Regions from separate parts of the Homo sapiens genome. Here all the other regions are linked to region 1. The links are chromatin contacts, found by Hi-C or POLR2A ChIA-PET in ENCODE. All regions are on one chromosome and are shown on one strand. The core of a region is the stretch at or near the end of the contact, and the rest is flanking DNA. Distances in the headings are between cores, read along the strand shown. Region 1 has its middle 21 kb from the start of LINC01985. Region 2 overlaps LOC101927995 (a long non-coding RNA gene). Region 3 has its middle 45 kb from the start of LINC01985.

Region 1 (5,047 bases), core at 1,111-3,610:
CTTGCATCTAAAGTAACCGTCTAACTAAGCTCCAGCAAGGACAGGTAAGCGGAAGTCTCATGTGTAGCTTCTAGGAGGTGTTCTTAATGGAAGGCTGTATAGCCTTCTTTTCTTTTTCCTTTCCTAATCCTGGAATGGAAACATAATGACTCCATTTTGAGTAGCCACCCTGGAATTTGAAGTGAATCTACATTTTTGAGGATGAAGAAGCAAGCAGAATAGAGGATTCGTGGATCAATGTGAGAATTTGCCTTACTAGCCATGTAAATGGATCTCATTTACACGGGAAACAGAAAAATCCCCCAAAACCTACGCGTGCACACACAGACACACACACATGCACCACACAACACACACTTCTATCTTGTTTAAGCTGCTGTTTGTATGTGTGTGTTTCTCTCTCATTCATCTCAACAGTGCTTTATCTACAGAATAATCCTTGCAAAAGCCAAATCTGAACACTTAACACTTCTTACTACATTATAACCTTCCAGTGACTCTTGTTTGTCTCGAGGATAAAGTTCCACTTCCTCAGCAAAGCATACAAGGCTTGCTCATTCTGAAGTTGGCTACTATGTAATGGGATCTTCCATTATGGATGGAGCTAGTAGCAATTATGGTAATAATGGCTATTCTTGGTCTGAACTGCATATCAAATCTCCCAATAAGGAATACAGGTAAATCTGTGTCTCAGGACATCAACCAGAGAGGGGTTTAACATTCAATATTTATTAAAATTTTATTATTTTCTAGGTCCAAGGGCTCTTTATAGATCAACCTATTTAATCCTCAAAACAATTCTGTGAGATAGGTAGTATTACTATTCTTACTTTATAGAAAGAGACTGAGGCACAGAAAGACTAAGTCAAATATCCCAGTACTGACCACTTAATAAACATTAGGGCTAGAGTTTAACCCCTAACAATCTAATGCCAGAGCCTGCTTAACTAATGTGCTATGTGTTACCAGCTGTCTCTATAGAAAGCTAATTCTAACTGGTATGAGATGGTATCTCATTGTGGTTTTGATTTGCATTTCTCTGATGGCCAGTGATGATGAGCATTTTTTCATGTGTCTATTGGCTGCATAAATGTCTTCTTTTGAGAAGTGTTTTTTCATATCCTTCACCCACTTCTTGGTGGGGTTGATTTTTTCTTGTAAATTTGTTTAAGGTCTTTGTAGATTCTGGATATTAGCCCTTTGTCAGATGGGTAGAATGCAAAAATTTTCTCCCATTCTGTAGGTTGCCTGTTCACTCTGATGGTAGTTTCTTTTGCTGTGCAGAAGCTCTTTAGTTTAATTAGATCCCATTTGTCAATGATGGCTTTTGTTGCCATTGCTTCTGGTGTTTTAGTCATGAAGTCCTTGCCCATGCCTATGTCCTGAATGGTATTGCCTGGGTTTTCTTCTAGGGTTTTTATGGTTTTAGGTCTAACATTTAAGTCTTTAATCCAACTTGAATTAATTTTTGTATAAGGTGTAAGGAAGGGATCCAGTTTCAGCTTTCTACCTATGGCTAGCCAGTTTTCCCAGCACCATTTATTAAATAGGGAATTCTTTCCTCATTTCTTGTTTTTGTCAGTTTTGTCAAAGATCAGTTGGTTGCAGATGTGTGGTATTATTTCTGAGGGCTCTGTTCTGTTCCATTGGTCTATACCCAAAGGATTATAAATCATGCTGCTATAAAGACACATGCACACGTATGTTTATTGTGGCACTATTCACAATAGCAAAGACTTGGAACCAACCCAAATGTCCATCAGTGATATACTGGATTAAGAAAATGTGGCACATATACACCATGGAATACTATGCAGCCATAAAAAAGGATGAGTTCATGTCCTTTGTAGGGACATGGATGAAGCTGGAAACCATCATTCTGAGCAAACTATCGCAAGGACAAAAAACCAAACACCGCATGTTCTCACTCATAGGTGGGAATTGAACAATGAGAACAGTTGGACACAGGGCAGGGAACATCACACAGTGGGGCCTGTCGTGGGGTGGGGGTAGGGAGGAGGGATAGCATTAGGAGATATAACTAATGTAAATGACAAGTTAATGGGTGCAGCACACCAACATGGCACATGTATACATATGTAACAAAACTGCACGTTGTGCACATGTACCCTAGAACTTGAAGTATAATGATAATAATAATAATAAAAAATAAGTTTAAAAAAAAAGAAAGCTAATTCTAACAGCCCAAAGATTTTCCAGGGCTGTACCATATTTCCTTCCCATATCTGTTATCAGAAGCAGAGGCCTGTGCTGTTTCCATCTTTCCCAGGATTATTTCAATAAAAGGAACGGGGGGCTTTTTTATGATTCACTCATTCATGCCTAAGTTATTAGAAGTGTGAGCTCATTTCTGGTTGACTCAGATACTTTATATAGTCATAGGCAACATCTAACACTTATTCTAGTATACTCTTACAGTTAATAAATAGTAAGAAATACAAACTCATCTGTAATGTAATAACTTCAAACTTCTAAATATTTTAAATTTAACCTTACTTGCCCAAAGTGAACTAAATCATGATGACATTTATTAAGAATTTCCTCATCCTATAGCAAAGTATAATGCATGACTGGGTGAAAAGAGGGAATTTGCACTGTGTAAATGTCCGAAGGGCCAGAAAGATTTAAATGAAATCCGGGGGTTCTATAATTTTTATATTATTTGTATGCTTATGCATGCATAAGCGAGGAAGATTAATGAAAAGAAAGGATAATTAAAATTGTGGGATATTTTCTGAATTCCTTCCTCAATAGTTCTTTGGAAATGCACAAGCCCTATTATTTTCTCCTATGTTCACTGATATGCCAAGTCACAGAATGTTGTTAGACCGGTTATTGGTGTCAAAAGTTGAAATCCTATCCAATTAATTGCTTACAACATTGCTAGAATTTCTTCACACAGTTCCCTGCAAAAGCATCTATAATACACTGGCGGGGGCTACGTCTTTGCTTTTAAGGTATTTCACTGATGGACTGAACTTGTTGAATGTCTGGTACGTGTTAATAATTAGAATACAGTTGACTATTTATACCCAGGCTTGTTCCAGAAGGGATTTAAAAAATCATTTAATAAAATACATATGAAATAGCAAATAAATGATTTAAAAAAAGACTCAGGAAATTTCAGTGAAAGTAAAAGTGAGTCAGGACACAAAAATCACACAATGAAGTCACGCATATTTTCTAGAGGTATGCCAAAAACTTGTAAGTTTCTGCTAGCCAATGAGAAGAAGGAAACACTAGAGGTGAGTGAGTCACACTACTTATAGTGTTAAATCTATCTAGTTGCTGAAGAGATGAACAATTCTATCTGATTATGAGATCAGAATTTTCTCCCAAGTCTTTACAGACAGGATACCATATATTGTCATACACATAATCTCAACAGTAAACACAGACACAAGTTATTCAGTGAAGTTTATATAATACACCTCAGTATTGGCTGCTGGCATCTCACCAAAGTGCAATTAAATAAAAAAAGAGCTACTGAGGCTAATGTGAAGAGCTGTGAGCCCATGACTCCCAGATGATTTGACTCAAACTAGGGAAGATTAGAGAACTTGTAATAGTAGTTCTTGAACATTTATATCCATAAAAATATCCCAAAACATAAAGAATGGGTTGCTGTGCTTCTTCCTCATTGAGTCAGGTTTAGTCCATCTGGAGAGAGACCCACAAATATCTGTTTTCAATTATTAGCCCTCTTTCCTTGAAGTTATTCCAATGTAGAAGGTAAGCAGACCATCATGGAAAAACCAGAGATTAAAAGCAACAAGTAGCATTATTTGATATCAATTAATGAACTATCAGAGGATACTAGCAAGAAATGATCATTTTAACTTGAGATTAATTGATCTGTAACAAGTTTTGGGGGTAGTGTTAATATAAACTTGTTGAGCTGCCCTACTAGGGAGGATGCTGTACTAGAAAATATTTTTTCCTTTTCTCTACAAAGTGAAAATACCCACTGCATCAAAGAATGGATGGGGATAGAAAATCACTCAGAATTGTTGAGTGGAGACTTCTTAAAGGTGCCATTTCTTAGATGTGTGGTTGTGGGAAGAGGTCTTATTAGAATTATGTTTTTGGGATGTTGGACACTTTTCAGAAAATTGTGGCCCTGTGTAATGAAAGTTATGATGTGGTCTCCACATTCCCACTTCAGTACTTAGGCATTTGATCACCCAGCTGCCAGGAGTCTTTTCTTCTGATGGTTCTTCACAGAAATTGTCCTCCTTACCAAGGTTATATGCTTAACGCAGCTAGCATCCCATGACCCACTGGTGCAGAGAGACAAGACCTGGATGGATATCTCTGAAGGACCATCTTGTATTACAGCTTCTCTTGAGATTAGCTGAAGTCTTTGTAGGACCTGCATCACAGTTTGACTTCTTCCTCCTTCCAATCCTTTGTTCCTTACCCCTTGCAGATGTAGATCCCTAGAGGATTCTCCCCAAACTTCCTGCTCACAACCATCTCAGATTCCACTTCCTAGAGAATCTGACCTAAGACGTGGATATAAATCTCCTGATCTTCACCTCACTGATGCTACTACCTATGTTCCTTTGCAATTTGATTTTAATTATATTCACCCACCTTTCCTTTCTGTATCTGTCTTTTATTTTTCTTCAGCTCTGTTCTTGATATTTAAGGGCTTCTTAGTGTGGACACCTTTTTACTTCCTCAATGATTTTTTTTTTTTTTTTTTTTTTTGAGACAGAGTCTCACTGTGTTGCCTAGGCTGGAGTGCAGTGGAGCAATCTCAACTCGCTGCAACCTTCAACTGCCAGGTTCAAGCAATTCTCCTACCTCAGCTTCCCGAGTAGCTGGGATTACAGACATGTGCCACCATGCCTGGCTAATTTTTTTGTATTTTTGATAGAAAATACAATTTTTTTTTTTTCGTATTTTTGGTAGAGACGGGGTTTCGCCATGTTGGTCAGGCTGGTCTCAAACTTCTGACTTCAGGTGATCCACCCGCCTCGGCCTCCCAAAGTGCTGGGATTACAGGTGTGAGCCGCCACTG
Region 2 (5,047 bases), core at 761-3,260, 99 kb after region 1:
TTATATCACACTTGGAATAAAATCCATACTCTCTCTTTTGGCCTGGGTGACTCTTCTTGATCTAGCCCTTACCTCATTCTGGGAATCCCATTTCGTACCACTTGTTCACAGTGCCTCAGCCCTACTGGCTACTCTCTAGTCTGTTTCTTGAACAAGCTAAGGCCATATTTCCTAGCACGTGCTATATCCTTGTTTACAAATGTAAATGGCTGGCTTCATCTTCTCATTTCGGTCTCTTTTCGAAGTGACTGTGTCAGAGAGGTCTTTCCTGAACATTCATTTCAAACCAGTCTTCTCCACCCTTACCTTTCATCTTTTTTTTTTTTCTTTCTGAGATGGAGTCTCACTCTGTTATCTAAGCTGGAGTGTAGCAGCACTCTCTTGGCTCACTGCAACCTCTGCCTCCTGGGTTCCAGCGATTCTCCTGCCTCAGTTTCCAGAATAACTGGAATTACAGACATGCATCACCACACCTGGTTAATTTTGTATTTTTAGTAGAGATGAAATTTTAGCATGCTGGCCAGGCTAGTCTGGAACTCCTAACCTCAAATGATCCACCTGCCTTGGCCTCCCAAAGTGTTGGGATTACAGGCATGGGACACCATGCCCGGCCCTCACCCTTCATCTTACTACCTTGCCTTATTTTCTTTACAGCACTTTTTACTGCTTAAAAATACAGAATATATTTATTTGCTTCCATGTTTATTTTTTACTTCCTTAACAGAATATAAGCTCTCTGAGGGCAAGGATTTTATCTTTTCCAGCTATAACCCTAACCTTTAATACAGTGCCTGTCACATAAACAAATACTGAAAAAAAAGCTATTTGGATTATTGAATGACTGAGAAAGCGAATTTTCAATGGGATTTCACATGCTGGATCTCTTGGCATATGGAATGTGGATGGAAGGAAAAAAACGTGTTATTCTCTGATTCACTAGGCCTTCCTTAGGGTAGGGACAAACTTAAATCTTGCTCTTCTGTGAGCAGATTTAAAAGAGAGTCAATGGAAGACAGTCTGTGATATTTAGGAACGTCTGTAATCTCCAAAGTGAGGAAAAGAAGAAGTTTCAAATGTCAGTGATAAATGTGGAGAGGGAAAACATTGGAACACAGCAGTGCATCTCTCTGGTCATACAACATGACAGAGTCGCTTCAACAATTTCATCTCTTGTGCCCAGGGAAAGGCATTGAGCTCCATATCAGATGTGAGTTCAAGTTTTGCCTTTGTTCTCATCAGCTCCTGCAAACCTAGGCAAGGCACAGATACCTGGGCCTGATTTTTCACTGGTGAAATGGGAAGGATAATGAAAGGAGAAAATAATTTTTATTAAGTCTTACTGTCTTCTAAGCCCTAAGTACATATCTGCCTGTATTATTTGGTTTAGTTCTTATGATAATCCCCCATTGCTACACCCTTCTCCACCCCAACCCTGTGCTACAGATAAAGATACTGAAACTCAAGAGGGATTTGATAATAGTAGTAATTATGAAAAGGCACACATGTAGCCAGTGACAGAGCTGGTATTAAAGCTTCATGTCAATTTGAGCTTGCAGCTCATGGTTTTAACGGCTGTGCTATGGGGTTTTCCCTTCAATATGATTGGGAGAACAAAACGAAGTCACCTTCCAGCTCTAATAAAACGTATCACACCCTCTTGTAATTGTTATGAACACATATGCCTCCTCCATCAGAGTCAAAGTTGCAAACCTGTCCATAATTCAATTCAAAGTTGCAAACGTGTCCATAATTCACCTTTGTGTCTCCATTATCTAGCACAGAGCCTGGTTCATAATAGGTATTTTTAAAAAATGTCCGTCTCTCTTTCCTGGCACCTTTCCTTGCTTTCCTTTTCTCTGGTGACAGAAATTACATTTGCCATAACCCACAGGGTCATAACAAAGACATTCCTGGGGAAGGAGTGAGAAGCAGAGCACAATCGTCAAGTCTCTTTCTTTCAACCTGCTGATAAACCACACTGCTGTTCCAACTCCTGCAAATCCAGCTTTGCCAAGAACTTTGTGTGCTTTCCACAGCAGGTTGGTGTGAATGCTATGTTTAGAACACAACCGTAAGTAGTCAGGGGTTTTAAAATTCTAGAAAGTATTGTTAGTTTTGTCCAAACACAGAGCTTGGCCTCAGTAACTTTGCAAGGTACAGGAACAAGACCCCTGCCCACACAGTGTATTTGGATTCAACAATGTTAATTTCACATAAGGGAAAAAGGGCTCTATGATTCCAGGACCAAGAGGTGGAGATTCAACAAATACTATAGGATACACAAGTTTTAGAAAATATAGGTTTTTTTTATTGCCACCTACTGTTGAAGTTATGACGGAAATAATTTATAATTCTTATTTATTTTCTTGCTTCTTTATTAAGGCCCCAAAGAGAAATGTAAACAGATGTTCTCAGCTACATGTTTTTGTTTATTAATTTTTCAAGTTTATTATTTGTGCAATACGTAATTTCTCTTTGAATCCTTTTATTTGTATAGATAGTAAATAATGATGTGAGAGTCAACACACCAGGATGAATGAATCATTCCTGGGGACTAGAGAACTGCCACTCATTTTACAGATAGAAGAGAATAAAATTTCAAGAATGTGAAATGGCATGCTTTACAACAGTAGATTGGACAGTCAGGAGCAAGGCTGAGAAACAAAGGCCAAACCTCAATAGTCTCTCATCAATTAGTAATCAGAATCAGATTTTGTGAAAGTCCATTGGAAAGAAAACAAGAAATCTGGCTAATACTTCAAATGAAAAGTATGCTTGAGGAGTATTGAATTGTTTGCCTTGGCTGCCATCTGCCTTTTAAATGGCCTTGACCCAATAGGCAGTTGGGAACCGTAAGGCTGATCTCCTACTCCCTAAGCAAATGAGACTTCACTGCAGTTAAAAGAGGTTGAGTACCAGGAAAGGAGAGGATGTGCCAAACCATTTACTTTTTTATTAATTTCACTTCTTGGCCGATAAATGGCCATTACTTTGGAAATTTAAAAAGTCATTCTGTTGTAGAAAGGTACCAATTGTAGAAAGAGGCAAATAAGTTTACTTCTTTTTATTTTCTTTTTGACGGAGTCTCGCTCTGTCACCAGGCTGGATTACAGTAGTGCGACCTCAGCTCACTGCAACCTGCACCTCCCAGGTTCAAGCGATTCCCCTGCCTCAGCCTCCCAAGTAGCTGGGATTTCAGGGGCACACCACCATGCCTGGCTAATTTTTTGTATTTTAGTAAAGACGGGTTTCACTATTTTGGCCAGGCTGGTCTTGAACTCCTGACCTCGAGATCCACCCGCTTCAGCCTCCCAAAGTGCTGGGATTACAGGAGTGAGCCCACAAGCCCAGCCAAGTTTACTTCTTTATGTCGAGATTTTCTTGTGTGATTTAAAATTGTTTATATTCTACAAATAAATATTGAGCAAGACTACCCATGAATGGAACTCTGTACAGAATTATGGGGCTGGATGGAGCCCTGGAGATTACCCAGAATGATCCCTTAATTTAACCACAGAGGAAACGAAGACTCCAGAGAAAAGAAAAAACAAAAACAAAAAATAATACCTCTTTGATGTAACATTCTCATCTAGTAGCAGGACTGTGACTTGAACCCAGCTCACTTAATTCCTAAGTAATCTCAAATTCTGTCTACCATTTGCTCCCACCATCACCATAGATTTTCAATTCCTCACCTTAGATAAGGTCACTCAGCTAGCATATTGCAAAACACAGAGGCTTTTTTTTTTTTCACTCTGAGTTCAATGGTCTTTCCACCTACCACCATCACTTTTTGTATTGGATTTTAAAATAATAATACATAAGAAAATGTAAAAAGTTACAGTGTGCCAATTGTGCCTTTTTGCCTCTAGATTCTATGCTGCAAAATATCTGAATTTCTATTCTTAGAATGAAAATATATCCTAGAAACATCAGAGGGCAAGATGAACCACAGAAAGAATCCCAAGACATTTTGCTGGTAAAACTGATTTTTTCTTAGTTGTCTCTTTTGTTCTGAAAGGGAACAACTTGAACAGTAGTCTCATTGGAAAGGAGGGCCATATAAATTATTTTTTATGAGGTACAACCCGTTTATACATAGAAACAAGAAAAGCAGATTTTGACATGGTTATTAATTACCCCAAAGCAATTTTTTAGTACTTTGACATTATTATTATTCTAAAGTCACTGTAGGAAATCACAGAAAAACTATTTCCCTTTAAAATGTACTGAGATAGTAGTTGTTTTAAAATATCTTCCAACTCTAAAAGATAGCAGTATTGCTTTACTCTAAAATTATGTCTCGATCTCTTTTGCATTTTTTCCTTAATTGTTCACTTTGTGGTAACAATTAGAATTCTGAAGAAAAGTAACCACAAGGAGATTCCTGGGGAAAAATAAATAGGAAGTTGATTCTGAAAACAGAACTCTTCTCTTGCAAAAGAGGCCATAGTTGGTGGTCCCAAACTCTTTATAGTTCCAATAAACAGACCTACACTTCAGAAAATGATCACCACCTGTAAGGTCAATGATCCCAATGACCATGAGATCATTACCACATAGAGGAAGATTTGGTTGGAATGGCATAAAAATTGAATTTATTGATAACTTAAATTCTTCCCATTATCAAAAAGGATGTGAGGTGGCATATAATAAAAGCCAGAGATGCGTAAGGGGATCAGATGAGGAACAGAAAGTCAAACCTGCTGAGGGCTATTCATTAACAGGCTAAGTGGCTGGCAGTTCTTGAGACAGCCTCTCCCACCCGATCCTTCTGAAGAGAGTTCTGATTCTTTTTGTAGGTAAATGATTGTTCATGCCAGAACATGGGAAACTTCTTTCCATCCCTCCCCACCCTCATTCTAATTTGAAGTACAACTCATATACAGTAAAATGTACAGATCATAAGTGTATAATTTGATATGATTTGACAAACGTAAGCATTCATTTGACCCAAATCCCAGTTAAAATACAGAAAATTTTCAGAAAATCCTTGTATCTACTACCTCCTAAGAAGTAATCTGTGGTGGAAGAAAATAATTTATAC
Region 3 (5,047 bases), core at 1,492-3,991, 66 kb after region 1:
GAAGTCAGGAGATCTGTGTTTTACAAGATCTTTTCTTTCAGTTTGCTACATGTGTTAGGCAAATCACTTCATTTTTCTCATCTTTCTTTTCCTTCTTGGTGTTACAGCTTATTTTCTAAAAACCACTATTTTGGATATTCCTGTTTCAGTTGTTTTCATTCTCTCTTCTTGGAAGCACCTGAGAACAATTGCTTAAATTTTAACTTTTTACTCAATTTTACTCCCTAAGCACCTGGCTTGCCTCACGCCAGTCCTGGCCCTGCTCTCCACAAAAGCCCAGGAAACTCCTAACATTGCTTCCAATCATTAAAAACTTTCACAAGAGTCAGTCATTAACACCTTCCGCAAGAGGCCTTAGGCTCACCTCTCCAAGGAGACTGAAAATCAGAAGGAATACATTTCCAGTGGAATTATAAAGGTCCTAAATTATTACCTGGGTAAGTGGGATTGTCCACCCCTTCCAATTTTCCTGTTTCTTTTTCTCCTTTTCTTTTTCCTCTCTTTCTTTTCAATTTTGCTGCATGTGGGGCTCCTTTCATGCTTCTGCATTATATCAGGTATATACCCATCAAAATGCCCTTGAATGGACCGTAGTAAGAATAGGAGTAACATCTCTCCTCTCAGATGACATCAGGTATGACCTCTGTTATCCTCTATGATTGTTGCTCTCATGAGCATTCCTACCCTTGATCTGGACTTTGCATCTTTTCGGGTGATGTTCATGTAGTATTTGGTTTATATTATCTTCTCCTGAGAATAGAAGCGTGTAATGGCCATGTATTGGGGGAAGTTTGGGCGTTTGGCATGTTGGCGGCACAGCCCTGTTAAGCACTTCTTTTGTTCTCAGTTCCACCCAGGTCTGGAGGTAGAATAGCTGGCTGATTGCTCACAGCACCTTGGTATAAGAGCAGGGGAAACCCACAGCTGCTGAAGGTTGAAGCTCTTTGTGGCTTAAGCTGGGCTGGGTTGAGTTCAATGCTCCATTTAGGGATTGAAAGACATGTCTTCCAAACTTCTGAATTGTATTCCAGAGAGCCCCAACATAGGAAAGTGGGACAACTCTGAGTGAGAAAAACTGGGAACAAACCCAATAGCTTTTCTCTCCCTGCAGACCTCATGGGTTTCATTATTAGCTATGAGTGTTTTGGGTGTCAGGACTGAAAGTTCATTGTATATGCTGCCTCTTGAAGTAAACTGTCAGTAGTAGACCAAGAAGTTATTGAAGGGCTCTAGATTATTTTTAGGTGAATACAAACAAACTTGAGCTATCATTTAAAAAAAAAACTTCGGGAGGATTAAATTAGAAAAACAAACAAACAAATAAGCAAGCAAACAAGAAACAACAGCAGCAAAAACAAACCCTACACAAAGATAATTAAAAAAGAAACAAAATTAACACCCCTGAATGGTATTTGAGTAATGGTGAAAGACAGAATCAACACATTACCTTGTCCTTAAAATTCACTGAAATAGCAGAGAATGATAAATAATACACATGCAATGAGGAAAACAAAAATCTCTTGCATTTCCATGCTCTCCAGAGCTTAGCTGAAATAAGTCCCCGTTCCTGTTTGAGTTTGGCCTTGTAGGGCTTTGAAATCAGAAAACAATCCCTGCACACAGAATTGGATGCTCACTAGCTAGCATTTAAAAATAGGAAATGAAAATGAGTGACAAAATAGAATACTGGAGAAGAGAGGAAATAAACCACTTTCCCATCCTACTACTCTTTCATGATCTATTCTGTCCCACAGGCATAGTGGAAATTGCTTTGCTTGTGCTGGCAATGGGGTTTCACCATAAGTTATTAAAAAGTCAAATCAAGGTTTTTTAGATCCTTGTAATTACAAAGCTAAAAAGCAATTGGAAACATATATTCAGTACCTTCAGAGCATTTGCTGTGACTTCCCAGTGACATATAGTCAGGGGCATGCTATTGGGTGAGGATTTTTCTCTTCAATTCCTTCAGCCTTTTCTGAAAGAAAACAGAATTCTCGCACCATCTTTCAATTAAATGAATTCAGTTAATTAGCTTCACAAACAGAGCACATTTCCTATTCAGCAGAGGATTCATTAAGATTGTCTTTTTGTAGCCAGCTCTGGCCCTCACCTTACTGGCTAGATGGGCTAGGTATCACACATTAGGGTCTGCATTTGAGTCAAAGTTTGTCCTGAGTTAAGAGTTTGGGTAGGAAGACAAGGACCGAACTTGGGGTGTGTATAAGTTGGGGAATGAAAGAGTGTGTGTCATGAAAAAGTGTGAAAGAATCAGAATGATCTCATGATTTGAAAAAAGACAATAACGCAATGGTTCATTTGTAGTCTCTCTGGGGTATGTGTTCTGAGAAATTTTTCCTGCCTCATCATATTTGCTTCACTGAGATCCAGTAACAATGATTCATGATTTTATCACAGTGGAGCTGAACAACTGGCTACAAACATACATAGAAAATAGATCATCTAACCATGCCTCGTGTGTGCCACATGCAGCTGGGGAGGCAAACCTGGGAAGAATCTCAGCACATAGTCTCCAGTTCACCTAGAAGGACTATGTTTTAGAAAAAGAATAGGAATCGAAGCCACCTCCCTGGGGTTTTTGATGCAGTTGACTGTATGGCATAACAGACTCTAGGAATGTTTGAGCCTGTCCCATCTGTTTTCTTGATAATGAGGAAACAGGCTAAGGGAGGTCAAGCACTTGTGCAAGATCACACAGTTGGCCAAGAGCAGAGCCCTCTATAATCCCTGTTGCTTGGCCATTGCACATCAGTCTCTGGATGGCCTTGAAAAAACAGCTTCTCTTCCCTGTTCTGTCTAGTGGTTTCTTGTTCTCCATTTTTGTTGAGAGGTTTTTGGGGCTAGTGGTTATGGATATGGGCTCTGGAGACAGTCAACTTGGGTTCAGATCTTGCTTCTGTCACTTAATAGCTCTATAATTCTGTACAAGTTACTTTTCTGAGCCTCAGTTTCCTCTTCCATAAAATAAATTGTTGTAAACATATAGATGGCCGTACATGTAACATGACCCAGCTCTCTTGCTCCCCTTCCCCTTTCCCCCTTACCTTTACTTTCTTTAAATAACAGGCTTCATCCACCTTTGATAAATATGGGAATTGTGATTCAAGAGGCTTATGATCCATAAGGCAGAAGATCAGGCTGATACATTACAGTCTTGAGACAGATATTTGTTGTTTTACCTACCTAGAGTTTTCCCATTCTTCTCAGAATAGAACACCCCTTCCTTTACCCACTCCAATGATGTGGTCATAGATAGAGTAACTCACTATGTTCCCAGATGGCCCTGTCCCACTGATCACAATTAATTTGTCCATTATTAGGCACCTATACCAAATTGAGCAAATAGGTTATTCGCCTAGATTTTTACTAAAGGATCTGAGGGGAAAAAAATAAAGGTTCTCATTTTTAGTGGTGAAGCTGAGGCATAGGAGACTTAGGGATACTGACACCCACCACATGGAGAAAGCCTAACCTCACTGAGAGAAAATGAAGTTATCAGAATAAGATGTGGAAATGAGCCAGAGAACATCTTGGCATTATTCAAGTTCCTATACTCAGCTCTTCATGGGGCTCAACTCCACTCCTATATTTGATATATTTAACTTTTTCACTCTTTATTTGATTAGGTGAGATACCTTGTTATCCATCCGTTCGCCGAATGCTCCTTTTACCTAAGTACTTTCAGACAAGAGATATATATTGAGGGCAAGTGTCTTAGTTTTCCAAAATCTAAGAAAATGTCACCCTTCTTGTATGGTTGCCTTGAGGAATAAATATCATATGAAAAGCCCCTGGTTCTTAGTGAGTATGCATGTTTTAACTTTACATGAGTTTAAGTGCAGGATCTGCCACTCATTAGATAACATGCATATGAGATTTCTGGTGGCTCAGTTATTGACCTTTAAGACAGTGCTGATAATAACTCCATCACAGTGTAATTATTAGCACTAGTGGAATCATGAATGACATGTGAGAGAGCATTGTATTTTAAGGAGTGCTATTCAAAGATACAGTGAACTGTGGCCTTAGTATCACTATATTAAACCTTCCACATTTCTGAGTATTGTTTGAGGAAATCTTCCTGCCACACTCTTCCTTCACACTCTTCATATGAATGGCTAGTATGTAACATAATTGACTAATCAACATGCCACCAATTTGTATTTCTTCAGTAAATCTTCAGCAGACATCTGAAGGAGCTGAAACACTAAAGCAAAATAAGATGATTTTGAAATAATCAGTTCCCAAATGTGAACACATGTGATGCATGCTTGACAAACCCTTGGAGTAATTATCAAGTCATTAGCAATGATTTTGAAAGAAGGATTTCTAAACATTCTTGGTTATACATTTCATGTCTTTGTCTTTGTTTTATTTTTGGGGGTTGGGGGCCTGAGATTTGGGAATCCACTGGGGCTGAAAACATAGGCATCTCTTTTCTGGGACAATGAGGAGAGAAGAGTAAGGCAGCCAATTGACTCAGTCTTCATAACCAGTGATTTACAAAAGAACAGACCGTCTGTCATTTTTTAAAAATGGGATTTTCTGGCAATTTATTAGAGAAAACATAAACGGTCACCCAAAGGAAATGGATAAGAGAACTATGATTTCATTCTTGTACTGTTTCCATTAGAAGTTTATGACAATGGGTAATATTTATTGAAAATCAACTATGAACAAGAAGATTTATATGTATTATAACCTTGATGGACTATTTTCCTCACTCCACACATAGACAGACTGATATTCTGAAATGCAGTGTGTCTTATTTGAGACTAGGACTGTCTGGTTCCAAACCACCACTTTACCACTATTCTGGACAAACAGGTCTGATTAAGGGACAGTTGGAAGGTGAACAGGGGTTGCAAGTTATGATAAACGATTTGCCTGAACCACACATTCCATGGCAAGCAACTTTCCCAAACCATGCCACGATACCCATTATTTCAGAGTCTTGCCAGCAGTAAGTGTGCTGTTTCTTCAGTCAGTGCATTCCTGAGCATGCAAAGGAACTTCTCTAGACATTTCC

What was found. Hi-C counts contacts between places; a loop is a spot of excess contacts on that map. ChIA-PET counts read pairs that join two places held with the same protein, here RNA polymerase II (POLR2A). Pooled maps may share reads with other maps.
Region 2: a map of PC-9 shows a loop between it and region 1 (15-fold over the local background). The contact joins two enhancer-like sites. A Hi-C loop is called at or near these places in 3 of 168 maps with a recorded cell type or tissue (PC-9, astrocyte of the cerebellum and endothelial cell of hepatic sinusoid) and 1 of 50 pooled maps. POLR2A ChIA-PET finds 5 or more read pairs at or near these places in 2 of 52 experiments (OCI-LY7 and activated T-cell).
Region 3: a loop to region 1 is called in a map of left ventricle myocardium inferior, with 8 times the contacts of the local background. The contact joins two enhancer-like sites. A Hi-C loop is called at or near these places in 4 of 168 maps with a recorded cell type or tissue (CD8-positive, alpha-beta T cell, OCI-LY7, PC-9 and 1 more) and 3 of 50 pooled maps.

The regions. Positions count from the first base shown.
Region 1 is chr3:30,537,269-30,542,315 of GRCh38, reverse strand. No RefSeq gene overlaps it. Among named protein-coding and RNA genes, the nearest start is that of LINC01985, 21 kb to the right of the region's middle. Within about 2 kb of position 2,360, at least 5 of the 41 ENCODE cell types and tissues checked have a DNase peak (open chromatin) inside an H3K27ac peak, as active enhancers do.
Region 2 is chr3:30,437,999-30,443,045 of GRCh38, reverse strand. The region is part of intron 4 of LOC101927995 (a long non-coding RNA gene); the gene reads right to left. It overlaps LOC105377013 (a long non-coding RNA gene), which reads left to right. Exons shown (of 4, transcript XR_940683.2): 3 at 1,892-2,039. Among named protein-coding and RNA genes, the nearest start is that of LINC01985, 78 kb to the left of the region's middle. RefSeq lists a silencer at 1,775-2,069. Within about 2 kb of position 2,010, at least 10 of the 41 ENCODE cell types and tissues checked have a DNase peak (open chromatin) inside an H3K27ac peak, as active enhancers do.
Region 3 is chr3:30,471,210-30,476,256 of GRCh38, reverse strand. No RefSeq gene overlaps it. Among named protein-coding and RNA genes, the nearest start is that of LINC01985, 45 kb to the left of the region's middle. Within about 2 kb of position 2,741, at least 6 of the 41 ENCODE cell types and tissues checked have a DNase peak (open chromatin) inside an H3K27ac peak, as active enhancers do.